2 separate regions of the Mus musculus genome follow, and region 2 is linked to region 1. The links are chromatin loops, found by intact Hi-C in ENCODE. Cell type or tissue: gastrocnemius. All regions are shown on one strand. Each heading gives the region's core, and the rest is flanking DNA. Links, peaks and the distances in the headings are about the cores only.

Region 1 (15,811 bases), core at 4,256-12,255:
TACCATACACAATAACATTGCAGGCTTATTTTTGTATATTTAATTTCCACAAAAAGGTGGCACTCTTTAGTTTTCATTTAGTGACCAGAATCTTTCTATACTCATCAACGGATAAGAGCACCAAACCCTAACCCACACCTGGTTCTTTTATTAAGGTTATATTCTAAAGGCTTAAAAACACCTAACTTGACAGGACCAGGAAAGATGGGGGTGGGCAGAACTGCAAGCGGAAGTGATTTAGCTTTCTCTTCTTAGGGAGACTACAACAGATATTTACTGAGCAACTACTCCGTGTTTAAAAGAGGTGAGTTAAAACTTAGCCTTTTGACTTGGCAGCGTTTCTTTTAAAGGATACTTTGAACCACTTTTGTAACTATGGATCTAGTGTGTAGCCGGGTACATCTCAGGAGTGTAATTATTACAAGAGAGATGAGGAGGGCTCCTCTGCACTGAGAGGGGTGCATTTCCTCCCAGTCCCCGTGAAAGCCCACCCATGATGCCCCTGAGATTCCACAGACAGAAGCCCAGAAGCGAATGAGGCCTCAGATGGCCACAGGAAGTCAGACTGCGACGCCTTTCTGATGGTTTGCAACAAGTTTGCCGTTTGCATATTGAACAAGTGATTAGAAATGTTCATCTATCAGAAAACAAGTAGATGCTCTATCAGCCTTTCCACCTTGCAGCTCAATAAGAGGTGAATATTTGGCTTTTATTTAGGCTCTGGCACACTGACATAATCATTGTGATGCAGCGGACTGTTCATCCAAGGAAAGTTCCAGAGCCTTCACCTCCAGCAGGTCTCCGGCTCCTCCACCCTCGTTCATTTGCTCCTGATGCCCTGAAGTCATCATTCACTCTGGCTTCGAGGCCGCGTCCCCTGCTCTGGTCCCCACGTCTACAGGAAGCTGCAGCAGCATCCTGTCCCTCCCCTTGCTTGTGCTTCCTGTAAAGAGTCAGAAATGACTCATGGGTAATTACCACTTGGAGTGGTAAGCAAGGCAATGGCTGGGTCAGATTGCCAAGCAAGTTTTAGTGACTTCTAGAGTTCCATACCTAAACCCACGATGCCATATGTAAGCTCCTGCCCGTGGGCTGTCCGGGTAACTGTATGCTACACACATACCCAGGGTGCACAGCACAGAATCTGCTGTGCTCCAAAGGGTTAGCAGGAACTTTGATTTGATTTGCAAATAACTACTGCTGCTCAATTTCCTCTCTCTACAGAGACTAAGTCAGCATATCACACGAGCACAGAGGCAAGGGGAAATTGAAACGATTGTCCCAGACCAGCCAAAAGTTGTCTATAGGTCACATGGAGTCACACAAAAGTACAGCGACACTGAAGAGTCAGCAGCTGACACAGAAGAGCTTAATTCTGTAATAAGGAGTTAGCTGATAACCTATGAAGCTGGTGGAGATCTGCTAACCATCGTCTCCTTCCATGGCTGTAAATTAGTGAACCCGGGATGCTTTCTGGCTCAGGCAGGTGGTTTGGGGACACAGCTAGAACTAGTGATTAGTGGTGGGGGAGGGCAAGAGAAGAGGCAATGGGAAACCGCCTGGATCCTGACAAGTCCTCTGTTTCTGAGAAAACACCCATTGAATGTGTTCAAGTCTATCTATGGTAGCTGCACAAATCCCTTTCCTTTACCTGGAGTCTTAAAAGCCAGAGATGCAGCGATCATCCAATCGGCCAATCAGAAAGCTAGGCTCTAATTTCAGATACACATGGTTACACTTCAAACAGAAGACAGAAACCTTTTACTTTCTATTTGGAAGATAGGTATATTTCCAAAAATCCAAGGTTCACGGTTCTGTCCCAAAGTTCTGACTGTCACACAATGGGTCACCCCAGAGAAGTCTCTGCCTCTTTAATTATTGGTGGATTTGAAAATCCTGACAACTACTCTTCTTTATTGAACCCTACCAAGGGGCTGTGGAAACATCAAGTGCACAATGAATACTCCAGTGTAAGGATCCCAGTGTAATAAGCACAAAGTGGTGGCTCCTTCTTAGAAGTGATAGTATCTTGTACACGCTTCCAACCTGGAGAGGTTTCTGATGGCTGGACACGACAGTTTAATTCAACGATTTAATTCAAACTTTACATTAAGTAAAAATGTAGCAATCATTTGAGCCATCTCTACAGCCCTTTCTTCTGTCTTTAAACCCTGCTGGCCAGGTCTAGTATCTTTCCCAAGTCAGGCCATGGTGGTCCCACACCTGTGGTCCCACTTAACAGTTACCATGGTTACTCCATATCTAGATGCTGATGAGGCAAACATGGCATCTAAGGAAGTCGTCAATGCTCTCTATCTTTCTACGCCAGTTCCCTCTCAGCTCCAGTGAGGGGAGTCTGATCATTTCAAGTCTTTTTCCATGCTGTTTCTTAGATCCTCAGGCCCATTAGAATTCCCTGGAGTATTTGTTCTAACAGAATGCTAGGCCCTGACCCCGGAGGTTCTGGCTGAAGAGATGAGAACCTGCAAATTTCCCATCCTCCTGTATACTGCTGCTTCTGCTGCTGACCCATGGACCACACTTTAGGGTGCCCTTTTCTGAAACAACGTGTCTCAAACTGTGGCCACAAGACTTTGCACCTAGATGCTCCAGGCCCCCGGCTCTATGCTGAAGGTGAAGGCCATCGGATCACCCACCAGGCTGGAAATGATGGGTTAAGGTGGTCCTTCCCAACTCAGAGCCAAGGAAATCCAGGAGGATACAGGGTTCCCCTTGCAGAAGTGATGTTTACCATTTGCATGAACACCATGCCGAGTCTCCACTGTTTCAGGAACCCACTTGTCTTCAATAACAGTAGCAGAGCTAAATGCTGTCCACAGGGCCCATCCATCTTAGTAAATATTTTTTGCTCCTCATGTTTTCTGCTTTTATTCATCTCTCTCTCTCTCTCTCTCTCTCTCTCTCTCTCTCCCTCCCTCCCTCCCTCCCTCCCTCCCTCCTTCCTTCCCTCCCTCCCTCCCTTCCCCCTTCTTTCTCCCCCCCCCCCAGTGCCTTGTGGAGCAGGAAGTTTCTTGGCTACACCCTTCCTTCTCCCCACCCAATGCCTACTTATTCCACCCTACCCCGCTCTGAGTTACAGGGTGAATTCTGGATTTCTGATGACTAAACCTAAAACCTCTACAGTATTTTAAAAACCAGAGAAGCCTTGTCTCCTTACAATAGCAGGCTTATAGCATTTTGTCTCTTTTAAAAATGTTTGATTAGTGAGTTGGAAAAACGGCCATAATTAAACCTTCTCTGGCTTATGAGATAAGCCCATTAGCAGGGCTGTGTTGTATTCATAGAGATAGGAAGACAGAAAGACATGAAAGGGAGAAAATTGGTGGAAGAGTGGGTTTTCAAAAAAAAAAATCTTAGAATGAAAGAAAAAGACATGGTAAATGTTACCTAAGAATATTTTACATTTAGAAAAAAAAAATGTTCTTAAAATGTATTTGACCCATGGGGCCAGAAAGATCGCTCAGAGGTTCTGAACACTTGCTGAACAGAGAGGAACTGAATTTGGTTCCCAGCACCTACACGGCTTGGTTTAGAACCCACTGTAACTTCCGCTCCCAGGACTTGTGGCGCCCTCTATTGGTCTCCTCGGGTATCAGCATATACACCGCTGACTTACCATTATCAAAACGCATTTAACTCACTTAAAATTCCTGCCCATCCTTCTGAAATGAAAAGTATAGTTCAAATATTTAAATAATATAGCATCTTAGGAAATGTCACGAAATTTAAAGTATAATCTCAAAGAAAGCAAATATTGATTTAAACCACAGCTGTTCCACTAGAATGGGTAGGGCACCTTAATAATTAAAAAAAAAAAAAAAAACCACGACGGTGTGTGGGAAAACTTAGATATATCCATAGATTCACGTAGACCAATGTCTCAGGGCTCACGTAATCTGAAGACATAATTAAAGACAGCGGTTCCTTAAGGAAAATCAGAAATATTCCAGTTATGTATCCAAGTATTCATATTTCACCGTATGTCAGGAGCTTCCTATCTGAAAACCCATAAAATAACCCCACACAACATAGACTAAAACCTGTAATTTTCTACATCAGAACAATTTATTATGCTCAAGCAGTTCTTCATAAGAACATAAACTCCAAGGATATATAACGCTATAGTAATTTCCTGCCACATTCCTTTCCAGCTCACCGATTGATACTTGAAGTGTCTCTTCCTATCAATTATCCAGTGATTGTAGCACAAAAATGTAAAAAAAGTCACGAGGGTAGTTATCCAAAACAGACAAAACATTGGCCCACTAAACAGACCCGCTGCCTCTCCTTAAACTCTGATGAAGTCATTTTATACTTATAGAGAACTGCAGGCGCTGCACAGAGAGCACGAGTGTCCCCCTCACTTCCCTCGTGGTTGTGCCTTACATAACAGGGAAAAATTACCCAGGTTAACAAATGAGCAGCTGGCAGCACAGGGCCCTCACGCTCAACACACACTTCAGCAGATTCCCACAGGTTCCCCCTAACATCCCTGAAAGATTAAAAACCGGTGGAGGGCCAGCCGGTTCACAAAGTTGGGCTGGTTTAGTGATATCCCCAATACTTGACTAGAAACAAAGAGCTAACTCTGTCCTGTGTCTGCGAGCCAGAGCTTTCCAAACTTCACACATCAGCCCATGTAGAGAACTAAGCAGTTCACTGCCCAACTTTACTACAAGTTGGCTTTTTTAAATGGGTCAAAGAGGAATGGCTGGCCAACTCCTTGGCTCCTCATCATGGAAAAGAGTTGCTTAAGCAGTGTTATTTGCCTGTCCTTTTGCCTTTATTATATGCCTTTTACAGAAGTTGTTTTTGTTCCTTTTTAATAACCTAAACCTAAAGACAGACAGTTAACTTTGCTATTTTGCCTAGCAATTTGATAGAGTAAAAAATGGAAAATATGTTTAAGTTAAACACTCATGGATTATAAAATCCATGTGGGTCCAAATCTTAATTCTTTTTCCTTATACTGAGTCCATTTTGAAAAATCTAGAGGGGGTGGCGGGGAAGAGCCTACCTCACTTCTATAAATGATTGGTAATGAGTCTCAACTCCACGCCCATTCTAAGAGGCAGGAAAGCCATGGAGGAGGACAGCAAAAATGAGTGCATAAACTCATGGTTTCATCCATGAGGTGGGCACCAAAAGGAAAATGTCAGCTCAAACTGTAGGAGGGAAGGGGGCTGGGTATGGAACCCTGCGCTTTGAGCACCCAAGTCAAGGCCTTTGCCACTGAGCTATAAGCAAAGACTGTCTGTCAGGGATTCCTCCTTCTTTCCCTCCCTCCCTCCTTCCCTCCCTCCCTGTCAGGCCAGTCAGTTACACAGTTTCAAAGCTTGCCAAAGGCAGTGAGTGACTCACGCTAGTAACTTATAAAATAAACAGTAAGTGCCGGGCGTTAGGTCCAAGATTCTAAATTAAGTGTTATATGGGAAGATGGGGCAGGGGAGGGCTCAGCCCTGGAAGGGCTTACAGTAGGATGTTTCACTGTATTCCTGAACCAGTGTACAACAGCCAGATACTGCAGAATTGTATGAAAGGGAGATGCTGGTGCCACAGCATCAGAATTAATCTTCTCAACGTGCACATAATGAACCGTACAACCCTCAACCTCCCAGAGCAGAAAGTGCCCAGCCTCTGTTTTCCAAAAGCCAGCCTGAGGGAGGGGGCCATGGGAGGTCCAGCAACAAGTCTGAGTTTTGCAAACAGGAACCTTGGCAACTTCAAAGTTTTACATTTTCAACATCTCCCAACAATCGTTTTTACACAGCCTTTCATTTCCCTTCTCCCCGCTAACATACAAGGATAATTCTAGATTTCCAAATAGAAAAGGAAAGGTGTTTCCATCCATACCAAAACACAAATAGAAATGACTTTCCCCCACCCCACCCCCCCACCCCCCGCAGCAAGAGGAAAATAAGGGTAAATGTTAGCTAAAGTTTGTTTTGCTAGTTAAAAGGATCCTTTAAGGATCTTTAAGAAGAATACCACTGAACCATACAAATACTTTTGCCCACCTCCTTAGACACGATTTAAGACTCTGCCACAATGACACTTGACACAGCTTAAATTTAAACAAACCCCATCTAAGAGACTTAGGCATGCTAACAGAGAGAAAACATCACCTAGGCCTTCAAACTTGGCTTTTAATACCGAGTTACGGGGCTTCCAAAGTGACACACGTTTACTTTATTATTTACTAATAAGAATACAGCCAAAATCTGTATCCACTTTTTATCAGACAGCTGTGAGTGCCTGCATCAACACCTCATCTGCAGTGAGATGGCCACACTGTTAGGGAGAAAGTAAGTAAGCTAGAGGAAGCGCGTTTCTCTACCGAAGTTGTCAGTTTGGGTTTCGTTCAACACATTGCACAGCTGAGTAGCAGCTCCTCTCCCTCTCTACCACCAACTATGCGCAAGGGTCTTGCTGCTCAGCACCAAGCCTGATGTAACCTATGTGCCTATTCCGTGCCTATGAATACAAAGGACTAGCATCCCAGGATGCCCAGAAAGGCAAACCTGATGCTTCCACTGGCCAGAGGTCTATGTGGCTTTAATGTCTGTAAATGGTACTCCTTACTTTCATGAAAGTTCCTTTCACCAATATTCTTTTTTAAAACAAATTTATTCAGCCTTCCCGAAAACACATAAAACCCCATTTTGCAATTCTTGTTCAAGGTTAAATGCGGCCCTTTTTATTAAAAGAGAAAGGTAACACTCCACTGCCACCATTGTGTGTGGACATTCGTGAAACTAATAAACACGAGGCAGTGTGCGCGTGTTGTCAGCGTTTGCCAAGCATCCACGTGCGTCCTCCTGGGACAGAAGATACCAGAAGCCCTGCTACTCTGTGCCACCCACCTTCGGTTTTGCTCCTGACCCCTGACTCTGGTCCAGATCCCTCTGTCTACACCAAGAGCTCCTCAAGGCTCGCGAAGCCTGGGTGAGCACAGCCTCCGGTTGGCTTGATGCACACAGCCAGTACGTGCCCCCTCCTTTCAGCTAGGACCCCCGCGCAGCTGAGCTGGGTTAGCAAGTTGTCCGGACCCGGGCTGCACACCTTTAGGGAGGCCGAGGATGGAATCTGGGCGCTCAGCCACAGTGGCGAGGGCTTGGGGAGCAGCAGATTCCTCTAGGATCTCAGAAACCTCCCGCGGTGCAGAAAGGGAACGCTGGCACAGCGAAGCCGCGCCACAGAGGGGACCCGCTGAGGTCGCCCACCGCGCCGGGCAGGGGGCGGCAGGGATGTCAAGTTTGGGGTGGTCGCCAGCTACACCTCTAGGTTTGACGCTCGCCGCAAGCTCAGCTGAGCACTGGCAGTCCACCGCGGCTGCCTCCAGGGTCGAGAGGCCCGCTCAGCGCCTACTCCCGGCGGCTACAGCTGGGAACTTTAGGCAAAGTTTTCTGCCCTTCCTGCCCAGGCCGCCCAAGAACACTGAGCCCCCATGCACAAGTCCAGGCCCTGAGGGTACAGGGGCCGAGATGGAGGTCCCTGTTTCTGCGCCCGTGCTTGTCCTGCGGGCTCCTGCGTGTACTGTACGGGCTCCGTGGCTCCACAGCTGTTTTCCTCCGGCCATCCGCCAGCCCGGCTCACCCGCTACGCGATGCCGGGTCTTCCCTGCCCCTGCCCGGCCCTGAAGCTCGCCTCGGACTTCTCCCACCCGGGTGTCGCCTACGTCCCAGGCGCCCCGGGAACGGTAGTGGTGTCTCGCTTACCTGAAAATGTTTCTCCGGCCGCAGTTAGCAAAAGTCCAGCTAAAGTCACCAGGCAAGTCCCAAGTGTCCTCATGGTGCTGAGTACGCGCCGGGCCGCCTCGGGGCGGCGGCGGCCGGTAGCCTCGGGAAGCCAAGGGAGACCCGAGCCTAAGCTGCAGGCTGCCAGGGTAGACGCGACAGCAGCGAAACACCAGACCCCAAAGTGACAACAGTTGCACAAGTCCGAAGTCCCGCGGCTCCCGGGCGTGGGGACGGCGTCCTGGATCCTCCTGCCCTCCCGCTGGCCCCCGCTTAGAGTCTGGCGCCACGGGGAGAGAGAGCGGAGGGCGCGCCCGCGGAGCCCAAATCCTCGCTGGGATCCGGTGATGAGCCCGCCTAAGCGCTACCCCTAATCGGGACCGAGCCGCCCGCGGCGCCGTGGCCGTGGCCGTGGCTGTGATCGCGCGCTTGTAGCCCGCCGCCTCTCCCACAGCCCCAGCCACCTCCGGCAGTGGCGCGCCGATGGCCGAGCCCGCGCAGGCTGCGCGCGGGGCTCCTGCTCCGCGACTGACTGGCGATGCCCCGCAGGCCGGCTGGAAGGAGCCCACGTCACGGCCGGGCCGGAGCCGCCGCGGCCCGCTAGAGGGCGCGAGCGCCCGTGTCCCCGGCCCCGGGCCAGCTCGGCCTGCGCGGCGCCTGCGGGCTCTGTGGGGCGGCCACCAGCAAGATGCGGGCGGGACCCGGCGGGCAGGAGCAACCTCCCGGGGCGCCACCCTCGACCCTAGCTCGCCTCCGCAGCGCCTCGGGTTTCCCACGCTGGCCTCGGGGACAGGGACCGCGCCCCAGCCAGAAGTTTGTCCCGGGTCACGGACGGCGAGTAGTTGGAGCGCGCCAGGCACGGGGCGGTAGTGTCCCGGGCGGTGGCGGTGGCGGCTGGCTTGCGAGCGCCGACCAGGAAGAAGCCAGAGCCGCCAGCGCCCAGGGCCGCTTGATCTGCTGCTTTCAAGGGACACACAAGCCTCTGTGCCCGAGCCCCGCGCCTGAGAAGCAGGATGCGCTTCTGCCGCTCCACTGCGTGGTGTCGCCGCCAGTGCGGCCCGGAGCTAGGAAGACAGCAGTTGCATGGAACCATGGATTGGGCAGAACCGAGGATTTCTGCAGCTGGTGCAAATGGAGAGTGTCTTGAAACATTTTAATTTGCCGTTTGGGGTCTGAGACGACTATTTTATTAAGTGAACACAAACGCTATTAATGATTAAATTAAAACTCAAATTCAAGATTTTATTTCATTTTATTTTATTTTATTTTATTTTATTTTATTTTTAAAAGCCGTTCTTCATCTTGCTCAGAGTACAGCCATTAGGGCACCTGTAGGTTATTTACCAAGCTAACTGCGGGCCATGCTGGTTAAACTAAGATCCCAATTTGTGTTGTGATACATGCAAGTAGGTTAGTGCTCAACAAGAGCTCTTACATTGCTTTCCCTGGGGGACCTTTACACTGTCTTTGGCTGCTTAGTGGTGCTTTAAAGACCAAAGAAATAAGTGACTCTCCCACTCCTCTGGTTTAAGGCTCTCTGGTGGCCCCAGAACCGGCCAAAGATGACGTTTGCGATCATCTCCCAGGACATATGTGACCCAGTACTTTTATGTCTTCCAGACCAAACACAAGACCAGCTTGTTTTCAGGCAGGAGTCCTCATGAGGCCTTCCATTCATAAATCTCAGTGTTAACCATTCACTTGCCACTATCCTATGCCGCCACTAGCCTTTATCTGAAAACGAGCCTGCTGGGCTTCTCCTGAACTTGGAAGGGAATTTTTGAAGTCTCATACTTAATTCAAAAGGATCAACAAGTGACAGAGGTTTAATCCGCCACTTGATTTTCTTGATGAAATTATACCTTATAAGATAATTGAGATTTGCTTTTTAAAAGCGAACGGTGACAGACACACCCCCCACCCCATTTTGATGCTTGTGGGTGCATCCGTAAAAAAGGTAAAAACCAACTGCGCTCTCATTGCTTTCCCGTAACATCTTTATGTTGGATGAAGAGATTGATATCATGTAAAACTCCATTCCTCACATGCGTCAATTCTTAATTATGTGTCAATTCTTTCTTTAATTAATAATTAATATTTTTTTTTACATTCCAATTGCTGCCCTCCCCCTCCCCAACAATACAATTACTGCAAACCACAGAGGAGGCATTGTGCTAACTGCTGAAGGCTGTTTTGGGCTGGTGGCTCCTTGAGAAACAGACCCTGGGCTAGGGTGACTTTGACTTGAGGTGATTCCCAAGAAGGAGAGAAAAGAGACTAGGGACAGAATGAGGACAGTGTCTGGTGTACTTGAGAACAGGATGTCAACTCAGCCCCCCTGGATTTAGGTATCTAACTGCTGTCACCACAGTCTACCCTAGTTCTCCACAGAAAGCATTTCTTCCCTCAGGACTTAAAACCTCCTGGGGGCTCTGTGAGTTTCAGCTGTCCCTCTGTTCTTACAGGTGACAGTTCTGAGCTAACTGCACTATTTCCAGTCCATGCTTTAAAGAATGACGGGGGTTTGGTTGTGGCACCCTCTGATTCCTGGGAGCCCTGTTTATTTACTGCCTCAAAGCCACCTTTGGTCTAAATAAAAAGAAAGCAGGGCCTTCCCATGGGGTTGTCCCTGCAGGAGCCTTCCCAGGGAACTTGTCTTTGACTTGTGTTTTCATCTGTAGAGAATTCTCTGTTCAGTCTAACCACTCTCCGGTCACTCCTGCCTCTCTGGGGACAAAGGTGACATTTGCAGAATGGTTGGCCAGAGTGAGGAGTGCTGTCAGGCCAGTTTCTAAGACGAGTGGGTTCTGGGAGAATAAAATCAAAAGCCCAGTCAGTGTCTGGGTTACCAGAGGTTGATCAGGCTGGCAAAGGTGTCTTCTTAATACAGCTTGAAAAAGAACCAACCAGCAATAGGAAGCTTCTTTTTCTTTTTCTTTTTCTTTTTCTTTTTCTTTTTCTTTTTCTTTTTCTTTTTCTTTTTCTTTTTCTTTTTCTTTTTCTTTTTCTTTTTCTTTTTCTTCTTCTTCTTCTTCTTCTTCTTCTTCTTCTTCTTCTTCTTCTTCTTCTTCTTCTTTTTCTTTCTTTTTCTTTCTTTTTCTTTTCCTTTTCTTTTCCTCCTCTTCCTCTTCCTCTCCCCCTCCTCTCTCTCTCTCTCTCTCTCTATCTATCTATCTATATATATATATATATATATACACACACACACACACACACACACACTCATGCACACATTAATAGGGCTTGAACTCAGGGCTTTGAGTATGCTCTGCACATGCATATATAGCATTGTGACACTCGGGCCCTCCAAGGCCCAGGCAGGAAAGGAGACCACTTCTCTTGGTAGATTAGTGGGTAGGGCCGCTGCTGAGATGTGCAGGGACACTACTGTGGACCACAATGATTCCGATGCTAATTTTGCTTCACATCTGTAAAAGTCAAAATGTCAATGGAAACTAATCTGACCATAGCCTGGGTATTCCCCCCCCCCCCCATACTCTGAGTGTTAGGTACACTGACTGGAGGTTAACCACAGGCAGACGGTTTCTAAGACATGCCAATTACCCCAGAGGGATGGCTCTGTTTTTCCAGTCACTTCCATGTGATCCAAAGGAAAATAAATTCCCATTGTTTTTATGGGTTTTTCTTTTCTTCGTTCAGCCTTCCTGAAATAGTAAGTTCCCATTTTTACACACTTGTTTGGATCCTGAAAATATAGATGGAGATTGAAAATGCATACTGTATAGGTTACATAACAATATGTTCCCTTGAACGAAGTATGTCAAGGAAGGTGGGAGGAGGTAGCTCTGAATTTGAAACTTGTACCTTGTCGTTTGGTCTACAGTACTTTGTGTTCTTGGCCGGTCCCATGTGCACACCCACCCAGAAGCTATCTCGCATCCTTGAATAGAAAACACACACACACACACACACACACACACACACACACACACACACACAAGTTATTTTTAAAATGCCTTGGCTGCCTCAATGACTGGGCGCTCCTAATACTTCCCCTGCTACCCCATGCCCAGTCAGGAGGCTATGTCCCCCAAAACTTCCATGGCTTGTTGGCTTTATCTCACCCACTACCGTGTCCCCTTCTCCTCTCCAAGTCCCCCATTCTCTCTCAACTACCTGCTCAACTCTTAATGTTCCACCCTGGTGCTCAGCCATTGGCCACTGGCATCTCTCTTGATAGACCAAACGCCAATTGCAGGTAAGGATCTTCACATAGACCCCCAATCACAGCATCAGAACCACCCTCTAAAGAAACTCACTGTATCAGGTTTAAACAACAACAACAACAGCAACATGCCTGGCTTGCACAGTGGCATTCTACCAGAAAACCTGGTGTGGACTCTGAGACAGTGAGCAAACATGGTTCATTATTATAATGGTCACGGGGCCGGGGGGGGGGGGGGAGCTTTAGGCAACAGTGTATCTTAAACCCTAGCTCCTAGATCCCATCTCTTCTTCGCCTCTGGGACTGTGTGAGCCCAGGAGTGGCAGAGAAGGGAATTGACCATGTGACATGCAAGCTCTTGGACTCATACACACTTAGCATATGCAACGTCTTCCACTTGACTCAGCTGTGGGCTGTTTGATTCTTAGATGCATTGCTGGGGATCAAAGACTCCCCTATGCTTGGCAGATGCTGTACCTCCAGGCTTTACTCCCAAGTTCTATCTTCAGGTGTGAGGAGAGCAAGCGGATTGCCTCACCCAATGTGTACCGCATTCCACAGCCACAGGCTCCTTAGGAATGCGGTCTTGCTCCATTTTCTGCAGCCACAACCCCCACAGATCAGGCGGTTGCAAAGCAAGTCCATAGCAGCTCTTGTTTCTGAGGAACAAGGTCACGGGTCGTACCTAGTGATGACCTGCTTGCTGGCAAGAGGCAGAGAAGGAGAGGTATGCAGATGTCTTCTCCCACCATTCCTTCCTATAAGGGATGTAGGTCTGTGGGCAACACCCTAGCAACACCCTGGGGTCATCTCCACCACTGAAAACCAGGTCAGCAGCATTCAACCACAGGGATGACCCTGTGGTCCGTCTCTTAACCTAGTTATGTGGCAACGTCCCCTTCTACAAACAGGACAGTACGTTTCTACCCTCTTTCACTCTCCTAATAGAGATTAAACTCTTCAAAGTGAGCAACCTCAGGCAGAGGTTACGAATATGAACAACCCATATTCAGCCCACCGTGAATGAGTCTGAGTGGAACCAAAGAGGACGAAATGGAGTAAGAAAGGTGTCGTTGGCTTTTCAGGGGGCAAGAGGAAACCAGCTCACCTCAGCATTCTCCATGGAAGGCCTGCTGGCACCTGAACATGAGGACCTCTTCTCCGTGGGTGGTCACATCCTGCCAAGGTCAGAGCCTGCCATTGACAAAAGACAAGGCCCATCCAGGTGGAGTCCCAAAGCCACCGTTTCCAAGTGTTCAAATACCCAGGTAGAATCACCAGCCACGCCAAGGGTTTTTATCTCTATGCTTTGCCCATAAGGTACCCTCAGAGTACAAATAAACATCCCACCATGCTTGCCTGGCATGGGGGTGGTGGATTACAGACTCTTTGTTGACCTCCACATCATTAGACTTTGATAGTGCTGGGTAAGGCATTCTCTGTTTAAGCACAACTTTCTGGAAAATGAATACAAAAGTACTGATTTCAGAGCTGATAATTAAGTGAGATACAAAGAGCCTAGGCTAATTCCAGGTACTTTGCCTCTAGTGATCTGTATGGAGCTTAACATGCAGGCATTAAACCAAGATCCTCCCTGGTTTCACTTCCCCTCTTAAGGTATGGCTGCTCTTTTGCTCAATCCTCGCCAACGATGGGGTCAGACATGAGGCAGAGCCAGGGGAAGTATCATACCCGGAGGCCTCCAGAACTGTGAGATCAATAACCTCTTTTCATGATAAAGTATCCCATCACAGGTACGTTGTTATAGCAATACAAAATAACCTACGATAGGATCTTCTGTTTAATTTTGTTTTTTTTTCCAGATGGGACTGGAGGCTGCCATTTGCAAAGAGGAAAAAAAAATTTTTTTAATCTAACATATATGTTATTTTTTTTTCTGGTGTCAACTTTCATCTTCTTACAGTTTTAGGTAAAATGGTTGAGTACATTGATAGGTTCTAAGAATGCCCTGCATAATCATAAACATCTATAACAAGTGGACTCTAGAAAGTAATCTCCATATTTTAGAAAATGTGATTTTTTTTTTTTACATCTATGTTTGAACCTGTGTTCCTGGGGATGATAGTGACCATCTAGATAGTCACCAGCCCCATCTGGTATCCCATTTCCTTCCATGAATATCTGTATAGAAGGTGCTCAAAGGTTCCTGGTGACCCTGTTTAAGTGCAGACAGGACACCACACTGAAGAGTCCCCTGTGGAGCCAGGCCTTCTGCTGCTACATCCTGAACTACAGGAAACAACCACCCATGCCCTCCTGTGCCTTTGGTGCAGGTAGGACAAGAATCAAGGCTTCACTGTCATGACTGAACAGTAGCGGCGGCCACACAACACAGAAGCGGCGACCACCTGCCCACATTCAGCCAGCTGTGGGTTTCAAGAATTGCTCATCATGTCTGGGAAGAGTAGAAAGGATGCTGTGTGGAGACTTGATCTCCATCCCCAGATCTCACTTCCTTTGTTCCTGGCCCCAGAAGTCCCAGAAGAGAATGCTTTCTGCAAACTTTTCGGGGAGCTGGGAAGTTTTTGAGAGATCTGCTGTCTCTGCTCAGCTCCTGAAGTGTGAAATGACATTTCACTGTTTGAATCCCAGTCAGTTCAAAGGCTTATGCAGCAGCTCACCCAGGGGCAGCCACTCTCCACGTGGGGGTTCATTAAAGGAGAGAGTATCTGCCTTTGTGTTCCTCTCTTTGCCTGGAGGCTTTGAACCAGCTTGTTTTAGATTAGCGCCTGTGCCTTTGCATGACACAATTGTTTTTTTCTCAGAACACAGTTTGGAGGTTAGTCAGATTATCCAGGACTCAGGGCTGGAAACTGTGGTCCTCTACCGAGTTCCCCTGGAATCTTATTTCCTTTTTGTTTCACTTTCTTTAAAAAAAAAAAAACCTTTGAAGTCGATAGGTATGTTCCTTAGAGCTCAGCTTGACTAATACTATTAAGGAACGCCATGCTAACAATGTCATTCCTACTTCAGATTAAATTATCTCAATAATGTGTCCTGGGTCCTGTGATCTGTAATAAGGCTGGCTTTTTCGGGAGATGGGAAAAGTAGTTCAGGGGGAAACATCAAAGGAAAGATCATCTGTACTTTCTCTTCATCTTGGATGTTTTTAAGTGTCCCAATGTTGCAGTCTAACGACAGACAGTTCCATTAAGAGGAGACACCCAAGCCTATCCCTGTATAGATTTGTTCCTATGCATATGCATGTGTTCTGGTTTGTTGGGAGGGGGCACCTGTGACAGGTGTGCATGGAAGCTGGATGACAGCCTCTGGTTTCCTCCCACCTCTTCTGTGTCGGGCTCTCTCATTGGCCGGGAGCTCATATATTAGGCTATTCTGGATAGCTATTGATCCCCGAGATCCTCCTCCTGTTCTGCCTCCCCAGTTTGGGGATGACATGCCCATGACATCACGCCTGCCCTTCTAGGTGAGTGCTGGGGTCAGACTCAGGTCCCCATATCTGCAAGGCAAAAGCTTTATCCACTGATCCATCTCCCCAGCCCCATATATTTTTAAGATACTGTTCACTAAATTTTTCCTATGGGCACAGCGCTATGCTACAGCATTAAAACCGAAGGTTATGGTACCCTTTTAAAGATGAGGTAGCTGGGGCTTTAAAAGCTAAAAGAGTGATGTCATCAAGATAAGTTGATGCAATGAGGTCTCAGGTGTCTCTCACCCAGCAGTATTTGGCAGAGTGAGAGGGCTTAAGGGTCGATACTCTTAGTCCTAGGGTCCTTTGCTTAACCACATGGCCTCTTTTCATATTGTAAATTCTTCACCAAGTTCTCCAAGTTGCCACTCTCTGGCCCCCACCCCCATGTGCCAACCTTGTTTTTTACAATGA
Region 2 (15,811 bases), core at 3,450-11,449, 310 kb after region 1:
CCTTGCCATTCCCCATCAGTGATGGAAACATGTCTCACATTATCTAAAATGGCTTCTAAGAAGTCTTCCATCCTGAAGCAACATGTCAAAGAAGCATACACCTGATACCCACTTTTCTACATCAGCTCCTAGACTATTTCTGCAGCCCATGGGTAAACTGGGCTCCCAACATCAGATCATTTAAAACAATGAATCGTTCCAAACTGCAGCTTCAGTGTGTCTTTCCCTCAGCACTCTCTACAAGGGGAATCATTGAGGGGCAGATGTCAGTTCCCTCTGAACCGAGTGCTCTCTGCTCTACACACCCACTGCTTGCACATAGGGCACATTTTCTCTTCAGCACAAACAGAGTCTTGAACAGGGACTGTCAAGCCAGGGTAGCACCTTCAAATGATGTTTATTACAGCTTTAAGGGGAAAGGCTTCACCTTAGGAAGCGGTGCAGCTCTGAGGGGAAAGGTATCCTGGCGGTCCAGAGCCAAGGAACATTGGAGGCGCACCACATGACAAACCTCACACAGATTTTTTTGGGGGGAGAGACACAGAGAGTGGTTGCCTCTGCTTGGGCAAGAAACAGCAGGAAACCACGCAGGTGGCTGGTTTTATATAGGGGCTTTGAGGGGTGGAGTTTTCCAAAGGGGGAACTGGTAGGGTTTTGAGCTCAAGGATTGATGAGTTTGAAGGCTCAGGGATAGGTGGGTTTGAGTGAGCTTTCCAACCTGGAAGTGGGCTCAGACCTTTGACCCTGCATTTGGTTCAGGGTACCTTGTGTGACACTGATCACATGGATTCCCGTTTTGATTTTTTTTTTAGACTTCCTTCATAAAAGTCACTGGTGGTTTGGATGAAAAATGTTCCCTACATATCTCAGTGGAGGACATTGTTCTGGGGAGTTTGTGGTATAATACTTAATACTACCTAAGGTTTTAATTACTATGCTTTATATATATATATCAAATAGTATATGGCGCAGGAAGTAAGGTCAGGAAACTAATACTTCCTGATTAGGAACTTCTAATCCTCCCTAATTAGGAAGCCCAAATGATCATACAACACATGGCCCTAGCAACTGCAGGACCCCATAAGGGACAGCATTCCTAGGAGATAGCACCCATTAAAGATCAGCCTGAGATGCCCCCCCCTTAGCATCCCATAGCTACTGCTTCTCCTAAATTACATTAGACCAACATTATCTCAACCCTGTGCCCCAAAATCGTATGGCTTCCCTTGTGCCATCAGACACAAAGAAGAATCTGAAAAAGGCAAGTTAAAGATGGAAAGGTGAGATATCCTTGTTTTCTTGCAGTTAAGTTATGTTAATTTTGTTAATTTAATACACTATAAATCTACGACCCTGTGCATATGTTTGCTGGATCATTTCTAGGTCTGAGGAGAAGCTGCGTTGGTGGAGAGCCTGAAGGCATTCTATTCCAAGGAAGTCCCCCTTGGTTGGAATGGACAGATTCTAAAGGGAAGCTGGGCCAGGACATGTTTCTTTCCCCATTGCTCCTCTGTTCTCGTCTTATTGAACCCAGATGCAATCTCTGCTTAGGTGGATTAAGGACTGTCTTTGGAAGATAAAGTGGATAGTAAAAAGCCACATATTAATGAATTAGAGCCTGCTTATAAAAACCTCATCATCAAAATTTAGATCTGAGGCAGATTAAAAAAAAAGAGCAATTTATCCTCAAACATCCCCTTGGAAACGATCTGTGCAGAATGTGAGCATTAATCTCCGAGACCTGTGACTTTATATTCTGCATGTGCGAGCTGCCTACTTCCTCAAACTTTCTGGCCTCCGATATCCCAGAAGTTTACTGCTAGAAGGTTGTTGATTTTTTTTTCTTCCATCTTTATTATGTTGGGTTTGTTGATTTGTTTTGTTTTTTTAAAACTACTCTGGGCAGCAGAGAGAGAGAGAGAGAGAGAGAGAGAGAGAGAGAGAGAGAGAGAGAGAGAGAGAGAGAGCGCAGAGATCCTAATGCGCCCAGAACATGAGCTCTGGCAAAGTAAAGTCACTGCAGGTTAATTAAGAAATTTAAAAAATTCTTTCATAGACAACTCTTTGCCCTGAGAGGAAAGGTTATAATTAAGATAGATTCTATGTCATTCGGAGCATTTAAAATGCCAGCTCTTCAAAAAATAGAGATAATAAAGTCAGCAGGGAGAAAACGCACTGCTCAACGGGTTTACATGAACTGACCTTGCTAGCAGCAAGACTCAAGGAACTTTCTCTCTCTTCAGGGCTGCTTGCATGCTTGAACCATCTAATCTTCATCCCCAAAGCTGAGGAGATGCCCACCAGCTTTCTCTATGCCCAGAACAGTGTCCTCTGCAGACCTGAAAAAAATCTCTCTATAACAAGAAAGTGTTCCCCAGCTCAGGCCTGGTAGGATGTGGTGATACATCAGCCATAGATGGCTGGCCTTGCCAGGGCAGGGCAAAGTGTGGGGTGGGACCTACAGCAGAAGCAAGCCTCTTGTATGGAGTTAAGGCACCTGGTATTAACGTCTTTCTCTGTGTGTTGAGGTCCCGTGGCAAGGATATTGAGAGATTCTTCTATGTGGTCTCCAGAGACACATAGAGCTGGAGACATGAACAAAGCTCCACCCCTAGGGATGTGTGGTGGGAAATGCACCCTCTGGGTGATTTCACAGCACTGATCTTTCCATCCCTTTCTAGGCCACAGACTCCTCTCTCTGGTCCCTTCTCTCTGCAGGATGCTCTTCTGCAAAGGTGCTTCAAAGTCTGCCCCAGTCTGGCCCATGTGTCCCCTCTTCTGTCAATGCAATGCCCACGCACTGTAGCCCTGGGATACCTCTCCCTCCCACTCTCTCTTGCTTTTTGACTTTCTTAAGGGAGACCTAGACATACTCAAACGAGGTAGACACCTGTACTTCCCAGAAAGCCCTTCCTCTTTCTTTTTCTCTTCTTGTGGCCAGAGCCTAGAGACTCTTTGGACAGCTCTTTGGCAATGAATCTGTGCAGGGGGTGGGGGGTGGGGTAGAACCCTGAGCTTTGCACACACTGAGCAAGTTCCTGTTAACCCCTTGATTACTAAACTACATCACCAAACATTGCCTTCTGGAAACAAGGTCTCACTGTGTAGCTCACAAGTAGCCTTTACACGAACTATTCTCCTGCCTCAGCCTCTGGAGTGCTGAGATCACAAGTACATAACCCCATGCCTGGCGTGGTAGATATTCCTGATTGTCAACTTGACTATACCTGGAATGAACTGCAATCCAGAAGTGGACGGTACACCCATGATCCAGATCTCGAGGCTGGAAGACACAAGTTTCTGACCTTGTGTTCTGATCTTGACATGGAGATCTTGAGGTATAGTCGCCATGAAAAGCTTAGGCCCAGGCAAAGAAGTATGGACTTTTAATCCAAGGAGACTAAAGCAAGGAGATCTCTGAGTTCAAGGTCAGCCTAGGACAAAGCAAGTTCCAGATCTAGGCACACCTTTAATCTGGGTCACACCTTCTGCTGGAGACCGACATAAGGTCATTGGAAAAAGGAAAACTCACTCCTCTTCACTTGATTGTACTTACCTGCCAGCACATCTGTTGGAATCTACTTCTACAGAAGACCAGCTGAAACAACTAGCCTTGTGGGACTGAGCAACTACTAGATTCTTGGACTTCCCATCCACGGTTGCCCATTGTTGGGTTAGTTGGACTACAGATTGTAAGTCATTACAATAAATTTCCTTAATATATAGAGAGACATTCTATAAGTTCTGTGACTCTAGGGAACCCTGACCAATACACCAGGCCTGACCTGGGTTTCAGACTTCTCTTTCTGTCACGTGCATCTTGCTCACACTAAACGTTGTTGAGTGTGAGCATGGTGAAGCGGTACAGAATTACCTCTGGGCTGGACTCCAGCGAACCCCTCTCCAGCAGCTGACAACCACTGTCTAGTATGTGGGAGAGAGACGTGGTCACTCACTGCTCACGGTGTTGAGGACTCATTTGAAACTCTCAGACAACAATGTTCATGACGTGAAAACATCCCTGCTTACTGTGGATCCAGGAAATACTATTCACTGTGGGAATTAATAGGGTGTGACGTCTTTCTACTCCAATGTCACTGGCTACAACAAAAAGAAGACAGTAAAATTGCCCTGCCTTTAGTCTCTTTGAAAAACTCTTCACCGGCATCTGATCCCCGTGAACGTTCAGATCTTATACCTCGAACAACAAACCTTTACTCACTTGTGCAAATATATTCAGAGATGGCAGGCAGTTTGCACATGCTTGCCCATCTTCTGCATATCTGGGTTCAAGCCCAAAGCACGACTGATGTTACTTAATTTTATGCTCACTGAATTAGTGAATGGCTATACGGCTATACAAATATTGTTGTGCTAACCCTCAAAGATGCTGTCTATATGCATGTGTTAGTTTTCTGTTGCTGTATCCAAAATACCTGAGGCTGGACTTTTTTTTTTTTAAGTGTATTTAACTCATATACTCACCAGAGGCTCAATGTTCCAAATCAAACAGTTCTGGCTTTGTAAGCGCTGGCAAAAGTCCCTGTGATTATGTCACCATATTGTAGAGAAGCGGAAAAGGACTGTATAAGAAACAGGTCAACACATGGTGGTCTTCTTGATGACAATATTCTTCCTTGAGAATTAGTACATTCTAAAAACTCAACATTAATTCCTTCCAAGGGTGATGCCCCAGTGACCTCATTAGTTCCCAGGAGGCTCCAGGTCTCAATGATTCTACCACACCTCATCATCATCACACTGGGAACCAAGTTTCCAGGGTGAAAAACTCCCATGGATTAAAAATAAACCGTATTCATGCTATCACACTTTGAAATATACACGTCAACTGACACAGTAACTATATTGACTGTGATCTATTTTACATAGATCACATAGCACCTCAACTTGGGGTGGCATGGAGGCCTCCTGGACATCACTGGAAATCAGTCTAATATCTTTGAGTCTCACATCTATGTCCAGAATAAACAAGTGTATTGTGGAATCTAAAAAGGGTCTGTCATGGGCGGGATGCTATTGGATCCTTGACCCCAAGTCCAAGATATAAAAATATTAAGGGCTGTGATGTGTGCCATGCACCCCACAGGAGCCTTTCTGGCACCTTCTGCTGGATGCTGTGAGTCTTGTCTCTTAGCTGTGACACTCCCAGTCTGTCTCTGCTATGTCCTGGTCCCCCTTTCTTCTTATCTGTGGAGACACCAGTCATTGAGTAACAGCCTGCCCTACTCCTGTGTGACTCCAACATACTTTCATTACAGACGCCAACAGCTGATTTGCAAATGAGCACAGGGTCTGAGGTACTGGATTGAGGCCTTATGTGAGTGGCCAAAGGAAGGGGCAGTGCCCAGCCCAGGGAGGTCTGGAGGAACTTTGCTGGCTCCTTCCAAGACCCTCACAGAGTGTCTCTGCTGCCTTTCCTGGCTCAGCTGGCTAATTCTCAGCACTCGTTTCAGCCTGGTGGGGTTGCTCTCCATGGCGTTGGTGAGCTCTGCTTTCTCTTCCTCAGCCAGCTCACCCACTCTGCTTCGGGAACCTTTTCTAATCTCAAGTTCAAGGTTGTCTCCAGTCCTGTGCATTCCTTCAGCCTCCCTCCCCCACTGAGCTCTCTAAGAATGGCAGCCTGCAAGGCTATTAACTAGTATGGATCCTGACAGTTAGGTTCTGGACTCTTTGGTGACAGTGACCAAGTCATCAGGCCACCTGCCCATGTCCTTAACCAGTTCTCCTAAACCCGGCAAGAAGGGATGCTGCAGCCGGTAGCTGAGCTCCAAGGAGACCAAGCATTCCCCCTGCAGGGTAGAGGAAGGCAGACAACCTCATGTGACAGAGGGTAGATGCTTCCAGAGACTAAGCCGGTCAAGCAGGCACCATCAGGGAAGCTGAGGGAGAAGGTGTGGGGATCGAAGGCTCTGATTGGGGAAGGGCGTCAGGAAGGTTGTGTGGAAGAAGGGAGGGTGTGAGAAGAAAGGAGATAGGAAAGGAAGCCTGCTATGGAGAGGCAGGGGAGCTTCTTTAGTTCCACTTTTCCTGTAGAATCCTCAGAAGGACCCAAGGAAGGAATGGGGCTTGGGGGATGAGCATCATCTAAATGGTAATGTGCAAGCCACACAGAAGCTATACTGTAAGAATTCTCTCTCTGTGTGTGTGTGTGTGTGTGTGTGTGTGCATCTGTCTGTCTGTCTCTGTGTGTATGTGTCTGTGTGTGTGTGTGTCTCTGTGTCTGTACCCCAGTGTCTGTCTCTCTCTTTCTCTTTCTCTCTCTCTCTCTCTCTCTCTCTGTGTGTGTGTGTCTGTCTGTCTGTCTCTGTGTGTATGTGTCTGCGTGTGTGTCTGTCTCTGTGTCTGTCCCTCTGTGTCTGTCCCCCTGTGTCTGTCTCTCTGCTGTTTCTCTCTCCCTCCCTCCCTCCCTCTCTGTGAGAGAGAGAGAGAGAAAGACAGAGAGACAGAGACAGGGAGCTAGAGCAAAAGAGACAGGCACTGAAACAGAGATTTCTGCTAAAGACCAAGGAGATGATGGAATGAGTCTCTGATGCCAACACAGGAAAGCATACTGTCACAGTAAAACACAACCAAATTAGGACACTAGTTCTGATAGAGTGGGTTCTCCAGCTGTGTGGATCAGCAGCGCCATCTAGTGGGGCATCGAGCTAAGAATCACAATCTTGAGCTCAGGGAAGTCCGATACCCTTCACACCAAAAACTAAGATGACTTCTCTAGAGTTCAGTGTAATTTATTTTAGGTTAGTCTAAAACCCTAACTAGAAAACTCTCCATTTTACCTCTAACATTACTGGGAGGGGTTCTGGGGCTCTGGCTGGCCCAGGCACACTCCATCAGGGCACCTGGCAGGGGGTATCCACAATTATTTGTGCATACTCATGGTCCTGTAAGAATCTGCCTCTTACTTTGAGTTCTAGAAGATTATTTGGGAGAGAACCTTGAGCCTGCTTAGAAATGTTTAGATTTACGGTTTTTGTTTTCATTTTAAAGAAATGGTGATCACTATGTCTATGGTCACTGTTATTTATCTTTGACTGTGGGTGCTTTCTGGACAGTCTTCCCCAGCTCTTGGACTACCAGCTTTGGAATGTAGCTGCTGCATACCTATTGGCATTTCTGAGTCTGCACCAGCTCTCCCAAAAGACTACCTTATTTCCCAACTAGCGGGGTCATCTCCACCCACGTGACCTGTAGCCTAAAGTTACAAACATCTAATCTCAAACTCCTCTCCTTTTCCTTTCTTTAGTTTAGCGCAAACATCCACCCAATCTCTGCACCGGCGTTCTTGGAATTGCTTGTCTCTGTCTGGTGTCTTCTCTCAGGGCCACAGCCGCAGCCTTATAGAAGCACAGGACAGGGATTTCGGAGAGTCCAAGGGGACACATTGATCACTCAGGATTCCAGCCAACATTACCTCAGAGTAGATGTCAATAAGTGGATAAATGACTGTCAAGTCAAAAACATGTCCGTTTAAGCAGCTGTTATATTTAATGTTCATTCATATTTGATTGCATTAAAATTGTGTGATTGTTATATATTATTATTATTCCTTCTTGAGACAACAAGCTTTCTCTATGGACAGCCCAGGCTGCCCTCAGGCTTGAGAACCTCTTGTCTCTGACTCCCCAGAGCTGGGATCATGAGTGAATGCCACCACACCCAGTCTACCTATTTTGTCAGAGCACTTGAGAGTGCAGGGTGGTCATGGCTCACCAGAACCTGAGAACCATAAATTAAGTTATTGAATAGTTGTCAAATAATTCAAAAACAAAATAAAAGAACTTGTTCTCTGAGTTTTGTAGCCCAAATTTTATGATACACTTCATGTGGGAAGTCACATAGAAAAACTTAACAAGATTGCCAGTTTTAGCAGATTGGCTGGAGCTATTCAAGGTTCTGTGTTGGGGACTCAAAGGCTCAATGCTGAACTCAGGCACTGGTGTCATCTGCACTGAGATCAGGAGAGTGGACATATTCAATAATGTGGTAACACTGCCTCATACCGCCATTTTGAAACCCAGTTGTTCAACAATTTTTATTTATTCTTACTAAAGAATAAATAAAAATTGAGCATGAGCCAGGCAGTGGTGGCGCACACCTTTAATTCCAGCACTTGGGAGGTAGAGGCAGGGGGATTTCTGAGTTCAAGGCCAGCCTGGACTACAGAGTGAGTTCCAGGATAGCTAGGGCTACACAGAGAAACCCTGTCTCAAAAAAACAAAAAACAAAAACAAAACAAACAAACAAACCAAAAACAACAACAACAAAATTGAACATGATAGTTGTACCATTAATCCCAGCATGCTGGAAGCTGAGGCAGGAGGATCATAAATTCAAGGCCTGGATAGGCTACAATAGTGAGCTCAAGGCCAGCCTGACCTAGTGGATGAGACAGAAACAAAGCTAAAACCAAACCAAACATCCCCAAAGAATGACATCTTATAAAGGAATTATGAGATAAATTGTGTTATATTTTCAAGATAAGTACTCTTATCTTATGCCACTACCTCAGCGAGGTGCTTCGTCTTCCTTTTGTCCGTGTATGTAAGTAGCGGGATGGGTTTCTGCACATGCGTCCTGATTCTGCCTTCTGTGGCATCACGCTGGTGATAGCCACAGGGAGCTATTTCAACCACAACAATTGGCAGACATTACAAATCAAGACTTTCCCCTAGAAAGCTGATGGCTAAAAATGTACAACACACATACATCATGCTTGTCCAAAGGAAGAAAGAAGTGGCACTAACCAGTGGCCAGTGCTTACAGGTTTCTCTCATGTGGCTGCTGTTGTCCTCATTACTCTCTAGCCATTATTTAGATGTAAATGTCTTGATGTTCATGCCTCTAACTCTCACATCAACCCTGAGCCAAGCACTATTGTGATTCCCACTTTATAGGGGAAGAATCCAAGACACAGGTGTGCTGGGAAACCTAATCAAGGGGCTGGAGAGACTGCTCTGTGATATGGAGCACTGGATGCTCACCCAGAGGACCTGGGTTCAATTCCCAGCACAGGCATGGCAACTCACAACTGTCTGTTCCAGGGGAATGGACACCATCACACAAACATACATGCAGTATATAGGAATTTTTTTAAAAAGGAAAGAAACTTAATTAAAAGCTCATTGAGTGATTAGAATATATGTGTGTGTACATATATATGTATATTTATCCTAGTATATATAATTACATACTACATATCATATTAGAATATTGTGATGGTTTATATATGTGCAGCCCAGGGAATGGCATGATTAGAAAGTGTGGCCCTGTTGGAGTAGGTGTGTCACTGTGGGTGTGCGCTATAAGACCCTCATCCTAGCTGCCTGGAAGCCAGTCTTCTGCTAGCAGCCTTCAGATGAAGATGTAGAACTCTCAGCTCCTCCTGTACCATGTCTACCTAGATGCTCCCATGTTTCCACCTTGGTGATGATAGACTGAACCTCTGAACCTGTAAGCCAGCCCCAATTCAATGTTCTTCTTTAAAAGACTTGCCTTGGTCATGGTGTCTGTTCACAGCAGTAAAACCCTAACTAAGACAGATATATATGGAATATATATTATCCCATATATTATATATTATTATATATGTGTGTATATGATATAGATAGATAGACACATACATACATCATATACACACACATACATAAGCACCTTCTAGGCATTTACAGAGAGGAGGGCATACACATTGGACAGTCATTGAGGATGAAACACAGAGATGTGGAAAGGTGGCAAGGTGACATACCAATTGTTGCTCTGCTGGGTATAGTGTAAGTGCAGCCCCAGTCTCCACCCATCCTAATCCCAGCATTAGCTCTCTGGACTGTGGCTGCATTTTCTTAGACACTTGTCACAGAGTGTGACTTCAGAGCATGTTCATGACAAAGCTGGAGCAAAGGATACTGGGCACTGCACGACAAAGGTTGCTTCCCTCATCTTGCTGAAATGCAGCCTGGCTGGAGGTCGGCTTGCTATCATCCCTTGGAGTCCTGGACTGGGGACGGCTCCTTCTCAACACCCATGTCCTTAACCACTATAAAGCCACATGGCGGCTCACACACAACCTCTGCCCATTTCCTCCTGACAGTGGCACAAACGGGTCTCAGGTCTGCCCTGAGAGGGTGACACGCTCATGTCTAATATGAAGGGAGGTGAGGGACTGCAACACCGTTCCAGTCCCTGAAGGAGAAATGGAATATTGACAAATGGTTCTTCAGAGCTTCCACAGAGAGTAGGAATCTATTCCTGAAGATGGAAGCTCACGTGGCTGATGCCTGACTCAAACCTGGGACGGAAGCAGCCTTTGGTAGTAGGATGGAGGGGCTGGGATGGACAAGAAGGTGTTACCACAGAGGCAGAGAAGAAACAGGATGCCAAGCATCGAGATGACAAGGCCCCCACAGCTCTGACTATGTGCCCATCAGTGCCCTGAGTGAGGCACATGTTTGTAGTCTCTGGATTCCCAATGGGTCAGGCCTAAGAAACAAAGCACAACAGGCGTTAAGTGTGTCTCATCTTGTCAAAAGACTGTGCTGTAGTCTGATGCTCCACCCACCATCCAAACAGAACGGATAGCCCAAGAGGTCACATTCTTTTTTCGACTGAATACTTTGTCTGGTGGAACCCTCCGTCAATTGGGTAATTGCTTCTAGGGAGTGCAGTAGGCCAGCACACTGTTTTAGGACAAGTGTCCCCTCCTCTCCAGACTGCATTCTATAATGAACTATCAGGGTCACAATAAAACAAGATGATCTATTGGTGGTATACAACCATAAGTCAATTTCTCTGATGGATTTGCGTGACCTTTGGCAGAAGCCCAATTGTGGAAGGAGGCTTTGTCTCCAGGAGGAAGGCAGAGTCAGCAAGTAGGCAGGATGGTAGACATAGAGGAAAGATGGTCACCCCATGATGGCTTGAATCTGGAACAATCCACAGAGTCCCTTGTGCTGAGAGCTTGTTGCCAAGAGTGGTGCTATTAGGAGGTAGAGAAACCTTTAAGAGGTGGGGTTGAGTGTGAGGTCTTCACTGGGAACACACCCTTAGAGGGCGTTATAGCAGCTGGTGTTTTTGTCTCCTCTGCGTCATATCCTCACCAGACAAACACTTCTCTACCCAAGACCCAAAGCAACAGGACCAGATGATCATGGACTAGCACCTTCAAGCCTGTGATTCCATGGATAACCCATTTTCTTCATAAACTGATCGTGTCTGGAATTTGTAATAGCAGTGGAAAGCTGCCTGGCATAGGGTGTACCATACAGTGACATGTAAGCCCGGTTACCCTCTGGGTATCTGCCGACTCTGATGACTACAGTGTTTACGTGGAAATCAAACATGGAAACTTCCAAGAGACAGAGACTCAGCTCTGCAGCAGCAGCAGCAGCAGCAGCTTCTATCACTTCCTCAGCCTGGCCTCCTAATATAAAGGGAGGTGAGGAAGCTACATCAACACTGCCATCAAGTCAGGGAGCTGCATCAATACTGCCATCATGGCTGTCTTAGTCAGGGTTTCTATTCCTGCACAAACATCATGACCAAGAAGCAAGTTGGGGAGGAAAGGGTTTATTTGGCTTACACTTCCACATTTCTGTTCATCACCAAAGGAAGTCAGGACAGGAACTCAAGCAGGTAAGAAAGCAGGAGCTGATGCAGAGGCCACGGAGGGATGTTCCTTACTGGCTTGCTTGCCCTGGCTTGCTCAGCCTGCTCTCTTATAAACCCAGGACTACCAGCCCAGGGATGGCACCACCCACAATGGGCCCTTCCCCCTTGATCACTAATTGAGAAAATGCCTTACAGTTGGATCTCATGGCAGCATTTCCTCAACTGAAGCTCCTTTCTCTGTGATAACTCCAGCTGTGTCAAGTTGACACAAAACCAGCCAGTACAATGGCTAACTCCTGTATAGCTTCATGTGAATTCTTCATGGGAACCAACCAATGTCATATAAAGTACAATACTCCTTGTACAGTTGAAGATCCCATGGCACAGAGTGGGAAATGACTAGAGAGAGTGAGAAGGTGAGTGTGTGGATGTGTATGAGAGTGTATGTGTGATTGTAAATATGTGAGTATGAGTGTATATATGTGTGTGTGTGTGTGTGAGACAGGGAGAGAATGTGTGTGGATCTAAATTCCTTTGATACCAGCTGAGATTGTGTATGATTTCTTTCCTGAACTCACTTGCCAAATTCCATACATGCTGAGAACTAGAGTAGACTGAGGTATTCACTGAGAGAAAGAGAATCCACGTTTATAGCCATATGAATTGACCCACTGAGTTTAGATCCAGAGGAGAGGCCTGTGAGTGGCAAATGTTATGTCATCAAGGCTGTTGTGGGAGGAGACAGACAGAAAGACAAACGTTGTGAGAGTTCTAGTGGGCACATTTCTCCAGGGATAGATAGGAGCCCTCTCTGGATCTCTGTCTAAAACCTGTAAGTATGCTGTAGCTATAGAAAAACGACAGAAGGTTGACGTGATGTACATCCTATACAATGTCTGAACAATGGCCTTTAATACTTTAAAGATTATCAAAGTAAGAGAACACTCAGACACTGTCTTGGTCAGTTGAGCCCAAGCCAATACAGTTGAATGCAATGTAGTGTCCTGAATGTGAACATGAACAGATATTAATCAGAAAGCCTACTGACCTATTAGCAGCGACCTGTTCATATTAACTGGCAGATCGGCAACAGTTGCTTCTTCCTAGCTTTGAATGTTAGTATTACTAGAAACAGGTGATACAAATAAGGGAACCCTCATCTTTTCAGGGTTTCTGTAAACATAAAACACTGTTCCAAAACGGAAATTATTCAAAGGAAATGATGGCAACATTTATGAGATTTGCGATGTGTACTGAGAGGAGCTTCACAGCATGGCTGCTGCACAGGGCAGTGTGCTGTTAGATTATCTTACTGTCAAGGAAGTGGAAAAGGAAAAGAAAGGCTAACCAATGATCAATAATTCTTAGAACATACGAGTTGAGGGGCTCAACTAACATTTGAGAATCAATCTAGCAACTCACATGTTAATCTCAAATAATAAAGTAAAATAACTTACACACATTCAAGAGTATTTCACAATAGACGTTTGAGGCAAATATAAAGAAATGCAAAGATGAAGGGCTCTTCAAAATGTCTGCTTAAAGTGGCAATTGGCCAAGATTTTCAAAATGAGGCAAGCATGTCTCTTGCTAGTTTCTACCTGACATAAGACAAGAAAAATAAACTAGAAAAAAATTAAGGTTAGAGAAGAAGTAGTCCCTTTTTGTTTGCAATGATTGACGTATATGCTAATAAAACTCTAGTAACCAATAACTGGGAAACAAGTCAACAAGCACTCCTACTTACAAATAATAATAATAATGATAATGATAATACATCAGAGTGAGTCTAATCATAGGTTAGACTTTTTTGCTAAAAGCTATAATCTAACCTTAAGATATATACTATAATCATGAGCAAAGATTCAATGTTGGTAGCATATCCATTCTCTCAACTTAATTATAAATATAAGAAAGCAGGCTGAGCAAACCACAGTGAGTGAGCCAGTAAGCAGCACTCCTCCATGGTCTCTGCATCAGCTCCTGCCTCAAGGTTCCTGCCATGTTTAACATTCCTGTCCTGACTTCCTTCAGTGATGAGTGATGTAAGCCAAATAAACCCTTTTCTTCCCAACTTGCTTTTGGTCATGGTATTTTTATCACAGCAATAGTAACTTGAACTAAGATGTAATCCTAACATAATTTTGTAGAAGCTGGGAATTAAAAAAAAAAGATGTAGCATAATGGGGAATGGAAAAAGAAAGAGAACATTACACATCTCTATAGGTTTCATGATTACAGAGAATGTTACGAAGTGTCACCACAAAAAACATGACCAAAATGACCAACAGAACAATGTGGGTTGAGTAGATTCAAACATAGTCAGTTGGTTTACATTATAAGAGCATTTTAATGCAGTAGGTTAAGAGTATTTTCCTCAAATACCATGAGACTGGACCATCCCTACAAACACTGTGCCTGCATGCGCATCTGCCAAGAGTGTGTTCGTGAGTGCTGGACTTTCACATAGTTTACAAATATGTAACAGGACCCAGAGCTACACAACAGTCAAAGCGAATCACTAAAGCCTCAGGAATAAAATCTAGGATCTTCATAAGAACCTAGAAGTAAGCTAAGAGTTTTTTGTTTTTGTTTTTTGTTTTTTTAAGGTAAGACCTTTAAAATATTAGCCAGACAACTGATTATCATTTATGGCAGTTAAGAGGAAAAGAATGGTACTGGGGGGGGGGATGCTTTCTGAAAAGTAAGTAGACAGCAGAAGGGAGAGACCACATCTGGCTGGTAGTCCTGCTTTATTTTGTAGAAAAGTGCTCTATGGGAATCTATGTACTTGGCTCAATAAATCTCTCTTCTTTACTAATTAGTTAGCCTGGTGTATTTTGTCACAACAATGGATAATGAACTAAAAGATGTGTACAGGGAGGAAAAGTCTAGAAGGGGAAATATGGCTGAAACAAACCAGCAGCCATGTGTGGATGGAAGCTGTCAAATGTACTGAGGTGCGCTGGGAAACAGAACCAGACAGGAATCTTTAAACTTGCCTGGTAGACAAGAGGTAGATGGCATTAAGGTGTGTGTATATACACGTGTATACACACATGCACACACACCCATAAACATACACACATTCACATGTACACACACACACACACACACACACACACACGTCTATATATACACATAGAAGAATAAAAGGGAAGTTTCAGGATAGAAATTATACAATAGAAAATTAGAACCATCAAATCTGCTAGAGATCTCCTGGCACTTCACATCTGTTCTGGACCAGCTGCCTCAAGAATTCTGTGCATAAGACTCTCTCTCTCTCTCTCTCTCTCTCTCTCTCTCTCTCTCTGTGTGTGTGTGTGTGTGTGTGTGTGTGTGTTGAATATCTAGAGTTTTCTATTAGGCACAGCAGAATTTTATATGACTGTATAAAACATTGAACACAGTAAGGACAGAACCCTGACGCTGGAAGGCGAGGCATGTACACAAAGAATACGAGGCATTCAGATAGAATAGGTGTTGACTCCAACAATAAGGAGGGAAATACTTTTGACGTATTTCATTGATTTTCTGTCGCATTGATGTACTCTAGTTATCTTCCCTTTAAAATCATTTGATCCTTAAAGAGCAAATTGAATTAACCAGTCCTTGTCTATCTATAAATCGTGCACAGGATGCATGAGCCCTGTCATGGCTTACGGCCATGTGTGTACCTCCTATTCAGAAAGCTGTACGAAGGATTCCTCATTGAACTCTAGGATCAGATGACTCCAAAATACCACCCCCGTCTGTCACCATCCTTGTCACCTAGGATGCCATCTCTTTCTCTGCACCATTCCCTGGCATAAATCTGGCCTGAGGAAAGTGCAACATCAGAAGAACTGTATCTGAAAGTTTAAAACATGCTGTTGAAAACATTCCCCACCATTAGTTACAAAGAGGCACCCATCCCACATCACATCAACTCAACGCTCAACCGGCTGCCATGTTTTCCCGAGGTCTCTCAAGCCCTCCCAGAGTCCTTTCTCCTTGTTCTTGCTCCTCTGTCTGGTCCTAGCATTCCAAAACTTTATCTTCCTAGACTTTGATTGGAGCAAGATTTAGATCATTGATAATTTGAGGAAAAAAAAATCCTATTCTCAGGAGCAGGGAAATTTGATTTTCTCTTCTGTAACCTCACCCACTGAGATTACTCCAGGGAGAAGTCATTATGGTCAAAGAG

Evidence for each region. Peaks named below come from ENCODE experiments on the same cell type or tissue, not always from the same donor. Only the 100,000 strongest peaks of a DNase experiment are listed, where the experiment ranks them.
Region 2: a loop joins it to region 1, with 8 times the contacts of the local background. A loop is called at or near these places in 8 of 42 quality-filtered maps.

The regions. Positions count from the first base shown.
Region 1 is chr17:67,346,218-67,362,028 of GRCm38, forward strand. Ptprm (protein tyrosine phosphatase, receptor type, M) reads right to left here and starts at 8,242. Exons shown (of 31, transcript NM_008984.2): 1 at 7,740-8,242. The coding sequence starts at 7,812. It overlaps Gm36152 (a long non-coding RNA gene), which reads left to right and starts at 12,605. Exons shown (of 3, transcript XR_385718.2): 1 at 12,605-12,670; 2 at 13,029-13,129; 3 at 13,561-13,689. In gastrocnemius, for the core only: CTCF peaks have their summits at 7,391 and 8,355 (motif pointing right); DNase peaks (open chromatin) are centred at 7,238, 7,655 and 8,465; H3K4me3 peaks cover 4,895 bases; H3K27ac peaks cover 5,277 bases.
Region 2 is chr17:67,661,546-67,677,356 of GRCm38, forward strand. No RefSeq gene overlaps it. Among named protein-coding and RNA genes, the nearest start is that of Lama1, 28 kb to the right of the region's middle. In gastrocnemius, for the core only: a CTCF peak has its summit at 6,649 (motif pointing left); a DNase peak (open chromatin) is centred at 6,646.